Regions from separate parts of the Homo sapiens genome. Here all the other regions are linked to region 3. A link is a contact called in ENCODE Hi-C or POLR2A ChIA-PET data. All regions are on one chromosome and are shown on one strand. The core of a region is the stretch at or near the end of the contact, and the rest is flanking DNA. Distances in the headings are between cores, read along the strand shown.

Region 1 (3,384 bases), core at 124-2,623, 77 kb before region 3:
AGAAAGAAAGGAAAGAAGGGAGACAGGGAGGGAGGGAAAGAAAAAATAAAATGTAATTGATGTAGCAGTACAAACCCTCAGGCATTATGATAGGGGTGACTTTTGCAAATCCCCCCGATATGGTTTGGCTGTGTCCCCACCCAAATTTATCTTGTATCGTAGCTCCCATAATTTCCACGTGCTGTGAGAGGAACCTGGTGGGAGGTAATTGAATCATGGGAGCAGTTTCCCCCATGCTGTTCTCATGGTAGTGAGTAAGTCTCACAGATCTGATGGTTTTATAAAGGGAAACCCCTTTTGCTTGGCTCTTATTCTCTATTTGCCGGTCACCATGTAAGATAGCCTCTTGCTCCTTTTTCGTTTTCTGCCATAATTGTGAGGCCTCCTCAGCCATGTGGAACTGTGAGTCAATTAAACCTCTTTCCTTTGTAAATTATCCAGTCTTGGGTGTGTCTTTATCAGCAGCGTGAAAACGGACTAGTATACCCCCTAACCCTAACCCTAACCAAACAACTTTGATTTTGTCAGAAATAACCAGAGTTGGTTTTCTCAGTAATCACCACCAAATTTCTCACCATTGCATCTGGAAAAGTGGAAACAGCATTCTAGGACCCTGCCAAGGATGGGAAGGCCGGGAGGGGTGTGGCCTGTGTCTCAAGAACAATCTACCTGTAACCAGACAGGGTTGTTCATCTTTAGGAAATCCCTACTGCCCTAAGCTAAGACGGTGGATGTGAAAATGTCCCACTTGCTGGAGGAGGGAGCTTAACCTCGGAGAGAGCATTTCTGAGGCTTCTGTGGCATCTGTTAAGTCTTCAAACACATAGGACTCTCTCCAAGTCAAGCGACGAGAAAGTGCATTTTTCACAGTGCTTGCTGCAGCACGTTTCAGGGAGCATGTGTGGAGCCTCCTGGTGGGGAGAATACCTGGCAGCTGCCAGACACATTCACTGTGGGATTCTGTGGCTCGGAGCACATGTCCTGTGAGTCACAGGATATGAGACAGTGAGGAGGCAGAGGGTAGGGAGAGGGCAAGGCGCTCCAGAGGCTGCAGCAAAGGAGAGAGGGGGATGCCTTATTTCTCTTAATTTTTAACCTATATAGGCAATTTTGCAATAAAATGGGTTGGCTACCAAGTATATTTCCCTAGAGCTCATGAAGCATTGGATCCTTTGATTGCAGAAATCCAAAGATAACAAGGTGAAAATTCAACTCACAATCCATATTTCAATTTGCCATTTGTGGTTTGTAGTGATTGGTCTGAGCCTGTGAGTAATCTAATGGTGAAACATGGTTGCACGCTAGAAAAGCTGTAGTTTACAGCAAAAACCAAGGAGCTATGGGCAAAAACTTTAATCACTTCAAAAAGAAGTAATTCACCTGGAATCACCTTTCCTGCAGGCAGTGAGATGTGCGGAAACAGGCCCCGAGCTATAGGTAAGAACACCCAGGTGTTGGGGCTGCCCCTGCTGCTTATCAGTAGATCTCTGAGCCATCCATGCCCCACCTGGAAATACCCTGAGATCCTGTTGAATGAGGTTCTTTGCAAGCCACAGAATGCAATATGAGGATGAAAGTTTCTTTATAGTTGAATTTGTATAGTATCCATTGACAGCACAGTTCATATGGGACCACAAACAGAGATCCGTGTACCATGCACCCAGCACTATGCAACAGGCACCATGTACTAAGCAGCAAGCACCATCGCTGACTTGGGGCTAAAGATAAACACATGCCAGGCCAGGCGAGGTGGCTCACGCCTGTAATCCCAGCACTTTAGGAGGCCGAGGCGGGCGGATCACGAGGTCAGGAGTTGGAGACCAGCCTGGCCAACATAGTGAAACCCCATCTCTACTAAAAATACAAAAAAATTAACCAGGTGTGGTGGCGGATGCCTGTAGTCCCAGCTGCTCGAGAGGCTGAGGCGGGAGAATCACTTGAACCTGGGAAGTGGAGGTTGCAGTGAGCCGAGATTGCGCCATTGCACTCCAGCCTGGGTGACAGAGCAAGACTCCGTCTAAAAAATAAATAAATAAATAAAAATAAACACATGCCAAATAATAACAGAGTGTTGGATAGGAAGGTAAAGTTGGGCCTCTTGACCAGAATAAAAATTCGTTCATTTGACCAACATTTACATCTTTTGCATTTATTTTCTATGAGGTGTACTATGTTCTCTGAGAAATCCAAAGCTGAATCAGAAACAGGTCCTGCTGTCAGGGAGGTGATAATTTAGTAAAGAATGTAAATTCATCTACAAATATCTGTAGCACAAAGTGGTATTATGCATTTTACTCAGGCCTTGGTCACTGGGTATAGAAACTATTCAGGAGAGGAAAAGCCATCACCGGAGCTCTGCTTGGTGACCTCTCAGCCTTAGCCCCAGCCTCACCCTCACCTCAGCCCCAGCCTCAGCCTCAGCCTCACCCTCAGCCTCACCTCAGCCCCAGCCTCAGCCTCACCCTCACCCTCACCTCAGCCCCAGCCTCAGCCTCGGCCTCGGCCTCAGTCTCACCTCAGCCTCAGCCTCACCTCAGCCTCACTTCAGCCTCAGCTTCAGCCTCACCTCAGCCTCAGCCTCAGCCTCACCTCAGCCCCAGCCTCACCTCAGCCTCAGCCTCACCTCAGCCCCAGCCTCAGCCTCACCTCAGTCCCAGCCTCAGCCTCACCTCAGCCTCAGCCTCAGCCCCAGCCCCAGCCCCAGCCCCAGCCTCAGCCTCAGCCTCACTTCAGCCTCACCTCAGCCTCAGCCTCACTTCAGCCTCAGCCTCACCTCAGCCTCAGTCTCAGCCTCAGCCTCACCTCAGCTTCACCTCAGCCTTCCTTGCGGTAAGTTTGCAGGAAAGATAGAATTCTACTACTAAAGGCATGAGCAAAGGAAAATGGAGGATATATTATAGCGACCTAGAGAAACAGCACACTAGAAAGACACATAAATGCCTAATTGTAGCTGTCATAGAAGACCTCAGGTGCCACTGGAAGGGTTTACGCATTGTGATACCAGTGGGGAGCCATTGCAGGCTTCGGACCAGGGATCAGGGAGGGCGGGGGAATCAGAGACCTCTGTTTCAAGCAGGCGTGTGTGGTTTCCCTTAAAACTTGAACTGAGCCTGCCTCTGGATGAACCCCTTTTCTCCCATGGCTGGACCGAGCCAGCAGGCTCAGCCCAAGGCAGAGCCAAGAGCAACCCTGCAAGGATAGAGGGTCTGCATGCTGGGAGGCAGTGTTGTCTAGTTTCCCCCTGCAAAGATGGAAGCTCTGCATGCTGGGAGGCAGTGTTGTCTACTTTCCTCCTGTAGGACCCAGTGAATCCAGAACATAGAAACCTGGCGAGCTCCAGCAGGGTGGTGGGGATGCGCAGACACAGAATCGAGGGGCTCAGCA
Region 2 (3,654 bases), core at 200-2,699, 120 kb after region 3:
TGGGAGGGTTTCTTCAGGAATGTGAGGAATTTTGTAGATATTTGGAATCTCTTGCCCTCATGGTGAGTAGTCAGAAAGAAACAGACCCATAGGATACAGGGAACAAGAACATAAAGAAGACAGCCAGGATTGAGAAAGTGGCCAGTGAAGCCACGAGAGCAGGTGTATTTTCACAGGGGCAGAGAGTAAAAAATAACAACCAAGAGCGTGGGTGAATGCCAAGGCAGCCTCAAGAGAAACAGGCAAGAACCAAGCCCTGGGAAAGTAGCACGTCAGGACTTGGCTGCAGGGACAGGGGTAAGCCCGTCAGAGCCCCTGCATGGCTTTCAGATTACACAGACTTTAACCGCCCAGTTTACCCTCACCCCAAACCTTTATAAATCACCTAAGAGCTAGAAGGAGCCTATAAGGTATTTTGTCCAACACTCTTATTTTACAATTGAAAAACAATGAGTTAAAACTGGGCCTGGTTATTGACAGAGGTGGGTCTACCATCTAACTGTGCCTTCTTGTCCAGCATTTCCTCCACTTCCCATGTATCCAGAACCTAGAATTAAAACAACTGGCCGGGCACAGTGGCTCATGCCTGTAATCCCAGCACTTTGGGAGGCCAAGATGGGAAGATCATGAGGTCAAAAGATCAAGACTGTCTTGGCCAACACAGTGAAACTCTGTCTCTACTAAAAATACAAAAAATTAGCCAGGCATGGTGGCACGTGTCTGTAGTCCCAGCTACTCGGGAGGCTGAGGCAGGAGAATTGCTGAAACCTGGGAGGTGGAGGTTGTGGCGACCCAAGATCGTACCACTGCACTCCAGCCTGGGCAACAGAGCAATACTCCATTTCAGAACAAAAACAAAAAGAAAAACAAACCATGTTCTAAGTATTTCAAACATTTGTCTATTGTCTGTAGGATTTACTCCCTCCAGTTTCCTAGCAGAGAGAGAAAAGAGTAAAATTAGAATGATATGCATTTATTTCAATATTGAAACCACATTTTGAAGAGTTCACTGAACTAAATGAAGAACCTAAGCTGGTCTATTAACTATAAGCAGACTTCGCACATGAAAAACGGGACATTTTCTGGATGATTGACACTAAATTCAACTTGGACAGTGAGCTAGCATCCAGGAGAGCCAGTTACTTTGGTTTTAACAAACCCCAGAGAATGGATTTCCAGTCCTGTCTACTCAGTAGAATCAACTAAAGTTAGTTTTCCCCAGCTACAAATATCTACAAGTGTTAGCTAAAATATGAAGTTTATTTAAAAATACATAGTTGAATTAACAAAGACAGAGATTCTCAAATGCTAGAAACAAAGAGAAAATTAAAAGCCATACCAATATAGTGTGTGTCAAAGGTGTAGTCATCAGGGCTGAGAGCAGGGAGTTATCTGACCCAGAAATAAGAGTTTTAAGTTAGCATCCACATGAAGACAGGAGAGGAAGTTTGGGGTAGGGTTGGAACGGAGAGCTTTATATAAAGCTGATATCTTTGAAACTCACCACCTTCAATGAAGAGGAAACAAAACCAACCCATCGACGTGCTGCTACCCAGGTCTCAGAAAAGAAAAAAAAAAAAAAGTCTGAATTTAAATTACTTGCGTGGGGCAGGAAACTCTAAGTTAAGCTTGTAACATATGAATTGGCCCTGGGTTGATAATACCCCTGTAGCAATTCAAGATATTGAGGTAACAAAATTATCTTAAAAGATTAAAAAATAAGTATGTTTGAAGTTATGAAAGCGATTTCAAAGAAGAAATAGAAAATGTAAGGAAGAACAACACGTAATGAAAACAGGACAGATTGACAAAAGGAACAACTAGAAGCACGAGGGATAGTTTGAATTGAGGATGGACTGAATAGATTTAGCTACGCTCTCTACTTTTTGTCATTAGTTATCATTAGTTTATTAAAAAAGACAGATCTGGAAATTATTTACATGATGAAAGATTTCAGAACTTCAGTGGAATGGGCAGCTTCAAGTTGATGTCATTTCAATAGTAACTTATTTCAGTCTACATACTTCCCAAGAATGCACCATCTCTTTTTTATGTATTTATTATTTTGAGAAAGAGTCTCACTCTGTCGCCCAGGCTGGAGTGCAATGGCATGATCTTGGCTCACTGTAACCTCCGTCTCCTGGGTTCAAGCCATTCTCCTGTCTCAGCCTCCCGGGTAGTGGGGTTATAGGCACACACCACCACGCCCGGCTAATTTTTGTATTTTTAGTAAAGATGGGGTTTCACCATGTTGGCCAGGCTGGGCTCAAACTCTTGACTTCAGGTGATCCGCCCACCTTGGCCTCCCAAAGTGCTGGGATGACAGGCGTGAGCCACAGTGCCCAGTCAGAATGTCACCGTCTCTAAATAAGAAATAATCCTTGTCATCTAGAACTACTCTGGTGCCTCCATATTCTAGGAGAAGAAATTTATCTCCAACTCTCATGCTAACTGGTTGAATCTCTCCACCCTTTCCTTTAGAACCTGATCCAACAGCTACTCCTTTTGCTTGCAATACTTTTCCTTGAGATTTTTCTGGAAGCATAATGCCTCCTTTGGTTACAGTTGTGGTGGCAATCCTTTCAACAAATACTCTGTCAAAGAGTAGAAGAAACTTTCTAAATGCTTGTCCTGCCATGACTTCCTCAACCGCAGACTCATACTCCGCTCTCGTGCAGCACCACAAGGAGAGATCCCTCTATTCTTAATTTATAATGACATCCTCCTTTGGTTTTTTGGTTCCATAAAAGCTCTTATTAAAAAAAAACAAAACAAAAAGAAAAAAACAGTGAAATGTTGAACTTTTTTTTAAAAAAATTTTACTTTAGGTTCTAGGATACCTGTGCAGAATGTGCAGGTTTGTTACATAGGTATACATGTGCCATTGTGGTTTGCTGTGCCTATCAACCTGTCATCTAGGTTTTAAGCCCCACATGCATTAGGTATTTGTCCTAATGCTCTCCCACCCTTTGCCCCCCACCCCCCGACAGGCCCCGGGGTGTGATGTTCCCCTCTCTGTGTTCATGTGTTCTCATTGTTCAACTCCCACTTATGAGAGTGTCGAACATTTTACGAGGTTGAATAATGTTCCTTCAAAATTTATGTCCACCTGGGACCTCGAAATTGGCCTTTGCACACAGGGTCTTTGCAGATGTAATCAAGCAAAGATGAGGTCATACTGGATTGGGGTGGATCCCCATCTAAATGACTGGTGTCCTTCTAAGGAGGCCATGTGAAGACACACATAGAAACGCAGAAACACAGAAATATGGAACAGAAAGCCATGTGATGACAGAGGCAGAGAGGGGAGCAATACAGCTGCAAGCCAAGAAATGCCAAGGACTGCTGGTATAGGGGTCAAGGGAACTCTCCTTCCACTCTCTGAAGGTGTGATGATTTGAGTCTCTGAAATAAACATTACAGTAGACAGATTAACAGGAGAAAAGGCACACAAATTTATTACATGCATAAAGCAAAGGGGTTCCACAAAATATGAGACTCAAAGAAGGGCCAGGTGGTTGAAGCTTAGGTAGCATTTTAAGCTACAGAAAGAAATGGGGGCTTGGGGCTTCTGGCAGGGGGCAGTTGGCAACAGGTTATGGAAGGTGAGGAGAGGAAATATTTAATATATTGTAAATGAAAGGTTGTCTTGTT
Region 3 (3,490 bases), core at 982-3,481:
TCCTTGGTCTCTGTCAGTTGTTCCAAACTCAGGGTGCAATTTCCTGGGCTCCCCACATCCTAACCCCATTAGGGGCTGCTTAGATGGCTGGGCCCCTTTCCCACTTTTCAGCGTCATGAGTGGAGCACCTACTGTGCAGCTGAGAGGGAAGCTCTGTTTGCCCGATGCCTTCATTTTCCAGGTGAAGGAGCTGAGGCTGAGTCACACACTCCACAGGGATCAAGATCCTGCACAAAGGCCTGCATATGGGCAAGTGACCCATGCAGTCACACAGGGACCCATCTTCAGAAGGGCCCTGTTCTTGGTTTAAGGATCTGCTGCTATCCTCTCTAAATTCTTAGTAATTTTTGAACAAGAGGCCCTGTATTTTCTTTTTTTTTTTTTTTTTTTTGCACCAGGTCCTGCAAATCATGTAGTTGGTCCTGGGAGCAGAAACAGAATTAGAACTCAGGCCCCCTGACTAAGGCCAGTGTCTTTTTCCACCACCCCACTCCGGTCTCTGAATGCTAGTGAAGCTGAACTGCAACATGTCCCAACCATATCTTTCAAAGCTAAAGCCAGAGGCCTGAGTGACGCCTTTCCCGGCCTGAAAGCCCCTGATGAATGACATCACCAGATTTCCTGGTTGCTGTAACATTCCACCCCAAACAAGGGAGCTGCTGCTTTTTTTTCCCAGTAAAAATCACCTCCTGGGGCACTTGATCATCATCCTACCTGGGGCTACAGGCAGCCAGTCTCAGAATCACCCAGAAGTCAAACTGGCATCAAGGCTTGGAGAGAAAATAAGGTCAGGAGAGCTCAGGAAAGTTTAGGAAAAATACAGGGGGCGAAGAGAACCTACATAAGCACAGAGAGCACTGCTGAAATTGAGAGATATTTACAAACCTAAATAGGAGCCAAACAACTCCTCTGTGCCAGCTTTATGCCACATCCCTCTCAAGAAAACTATGGCACATGTCTCTTTTCAAAGATACACCATAAAGAGAAGTATGTTTGTTTTTATTCCAATGTTAGTGCTTCTTAGCTACAATAGTTAATCTACAGCAAATTATGAGAAAAAGGGTGCCTTAAGCAGAGCAGAGTTTGCTACAATGGATGGTTTTTCCTGACAAGTTTGTCTGTGCACATTTCCTGAGATTCCCATTTCCTATAATACCTTGTACTTCAAGTTTATTCTCGTTGCATTATTAAATTGCGAGTGATCATGTTTCTCACTGCAGTGGGACTCCCTCCACCATCAGCTGAGACCGCCTAAGCTCCCAGAGTAACTCAGAGAAGGAAAGGGCAGGCTGGTTCCCAGAGGCCCAGGGAAGCATGTCGGTCTGTGTGACCTTGTGTTCACACATCCCAGGTCTGGGATTCTGGCCCAGGAAACAAGATTCTCATCCACATTTTAGAAACCACAACTTTATAATACCTGCTTCTTTATTTATATTCAATCAGTTTAACCATTTGAGGAGTAAGTCAATGAAAATGTTTAACAGTTAAAAAACATACAACCACTAATTTTAGAATAAAATATTCAGAAAAAAAATGTTAAGCTTTTAAATAGTTCATGTTCTATATCACCCTTTGGAAGATTCAGGTTTACCTAAATTTTTTATTAACGGGACAGCCACCTTCTAAACAGGGACAGAGTTCTATAGGCACAAAGGGGTGGGAATACAGTCCAGGTCTTCTGTTCACATGGACCTGAGAGAGAGCAAGTAGAAAGTCAGTGATTCAATTGCTTGGTGGGTTAATGCCATTTCCCCTTAAGGAGGTATTGCTAGATCCTTTTTAGGACTCAGAGGAAAATAAGAAATATTGCCTGATGTCTACCCACTCCCTTCCAATTCTGTTTCAATGTTAGAATTTTCCTTTGCTAACATTTAATCTCTGTAGAGGGTCAGCTACTTAATGCAACAATGTTTCATTTCCATGGAAGCATCTGTTTGCTGAAGACATGGGGGTTCCCACGGCAACCTACTGACATGGGATTTTGCAGTCCTTCCTCCCGAATTACCAGGAAGCCAGGGCTCACGTGTGTGGGTGTCAGAGCTGACAACTGGCCTCGTCGGCGTCCATCTCTTCCTCCACTCCCTCTAATGAAATTAAGTCCCTGCTGCTGGACAGCGTCCTGCTAACAGCTCGCAGATTGCCCCACCTCTCAGGGCCTGTCTGGGCATCTTAGCAGCATCTGCTTCCAGCCTGTCACGCTCTAGACTCGTGATAGCTGTCTGCTGACTAGATGGCATTCTGATAAAGGGCAGAAAGGCAGAGCGATGTCTGTTCTGGGGTGTGTGCCAGGCACAGGGTGCGGGACAGTGGTGACGCGCTCTGCCTTTCCTCAGCCAAAACCACAAGCCCTTGTCCCGTGCAGCGTCCTCATGCGAGATGTTCCGCAGAGCCACTTCATGGTTCTCAGCACACTCAGAGCACTCACTGTGGCTTTCAGCAGCACGAAACAGATGCTTGAATGGGCCAAGAATGGGGGGCAGTGGCTCAGGCCTGTAATCCCATCACTTAGGGTGGCTGAATCGGGTGGATCTCCTGAGGTTAGGAGTTCAACACCAGGCTGGTCAATATGGTGAAACCTCGTCTCTACAAAAATACAAAAATTAGCTGGGCATGATGGTGGGTGCCTGTAGTCCCAGCTACTTTGGAGGCTGAGGCAGGAGAGTCACTTGAACTCGGGAGGCAGAGGTTGCAGTGACCCAAGATTGCACTCCAGCCTGGACAACAGAGCAAGACTCCATTTCAAACCAAACCAAACAAACAAACCCAAGAATGAATGAAGCATTTGGGACGTTACGCGATAGGAGCTGAGGCTTGGGGGCAGGCACTGTGCTGCATGTTATCCCACTGTTAGTATCTTAAAGACAGGGACACAAGTTTAGGGAACAAAAGCAAATTAGGCGAGGTCTGACTCCAGGACCTGAGGCTCAGCCGCTGTCTGTGACTCTAATCCCCAAATTGCTTTCCACTGTCAGGAGTCCACACTCTCAGTAATGAAACTTCCTGTACCACTGGCTTCTTTTTTGTTTTTTTGGATGGCATCTTGCTCTGTCACCCAGGCTGGAGTGCAGTGGTGCCATCTCGGCTCACTGCAACCTCCGCCTCCTGGGTTCAAGTGATTCTCCTGCCTCAGCCTTCCGAGTAGCTGGGACTACAGGTGCCCGCCGCCGTGCCTGGCTAATTTTTCTATTTTTAGTAGAGATGGGGTTTCACCATATTGGCCAGGCTGGTCTCGAACTCCTGACCTTGTGATCTGCCCACCTCTGCCTCCCAAAGTGCTGGGATTGCAGGCGTGAGCCACTGCACCCAGCCACCACTGGCTTCTTATGTTAGTGCTTCTTGTGCCAAAACTCAGGTGACTGGAGAAGGGAGGAGCCACACAGTCTTCTCCAAGTGTGTGGCCTGTCCATGGGCTGAGATGCAGCTTTCAGCCTCTGTGGCTGTCTTTTCTTTTATCCATATTCTCATATCTCCCATTCTAGCGCTGTCTCTT

What was found. A loop is a pair of places that touch in the nucleus more often than their neighbours do. ChIA-PET counts read pairs that join two places held with the same protein, here RNA polymerase II (POLR2A). Pooled maps may share reads with other maps.
Region 1: a loop to region 3 is called in a map of mammary epithelial cell, with 6 times the contacts of the local background. The contact joins two enhancer-like sites. A Hi-C loop is called at or near these places in 1 of 168 maps with a recorded cell type or tissue (mammary epithelial cell) and 1 of 50 pooled maps. POLR2A ChIA-PET finds 5 or more read pairs at or near these places in 3 of 52 experiments (MCF 10A, WTC11 and activated CD8-positive, alpha-beta T cell).
Region 2: POLR2A ChIA-PET joins it to region 3 with 16 read pairs in activated naive CD4-positive, alpha-beta T cell. The contact joins the promoter of LINC01891 here to the enhancer-like site in region 3. A Hi-C loop is called at or near these places in 5 of 50 pooled maps. POLR2A ChIA-PET finds 5 or more read pairs at or near these places in 9 of 52 experiments (BJ, CD4-positive, alpha-beta memory T cell, T-cell and 4 more).

Annotation. Positions count from the first base shown.
Region 1 is chr2:234,257,403-234,260,786 of GRCh38, forward strand. No RefSeq gene overlaps it. Among named protein-coding and RNA genes, the nearest start is that of LINC01891, 200 kb to the right of the region's middle. Within about 2 kb of position 1,374, at least 6 of the 41 ENCODE cell types and tissues checked have a DNase peak (open chromatin) inside an H3K27ac peak, as active enhancers do.
Region 2 is chr2:234,453,146-234,456,799 of GRCh38, forward strand. It overlaps LINC01891 (long intergenic non-protein coding RNA 1891), which reads right to left and starts at 1,450. Exons shown (of 3, transcript NR_146988.1): 1 at 1,340-1,450. It also overlaps the pseudogene HSPE1P9.
Region 3 is chr2:234,333,745-234,337,234 of GRCh38, forward strand. No RefSeq gene overlaps it. Among named protein-coding and RNA genes, the nearest start is that of LINC01891, 120 kb to the right of the region's middle. Within about 2 kb of position 2,232, at least 11 of the 41 ENCODE cell types and tissues checked have a DNase peak (open chromatin) inside an H3K27ac peak, as active enhancers do.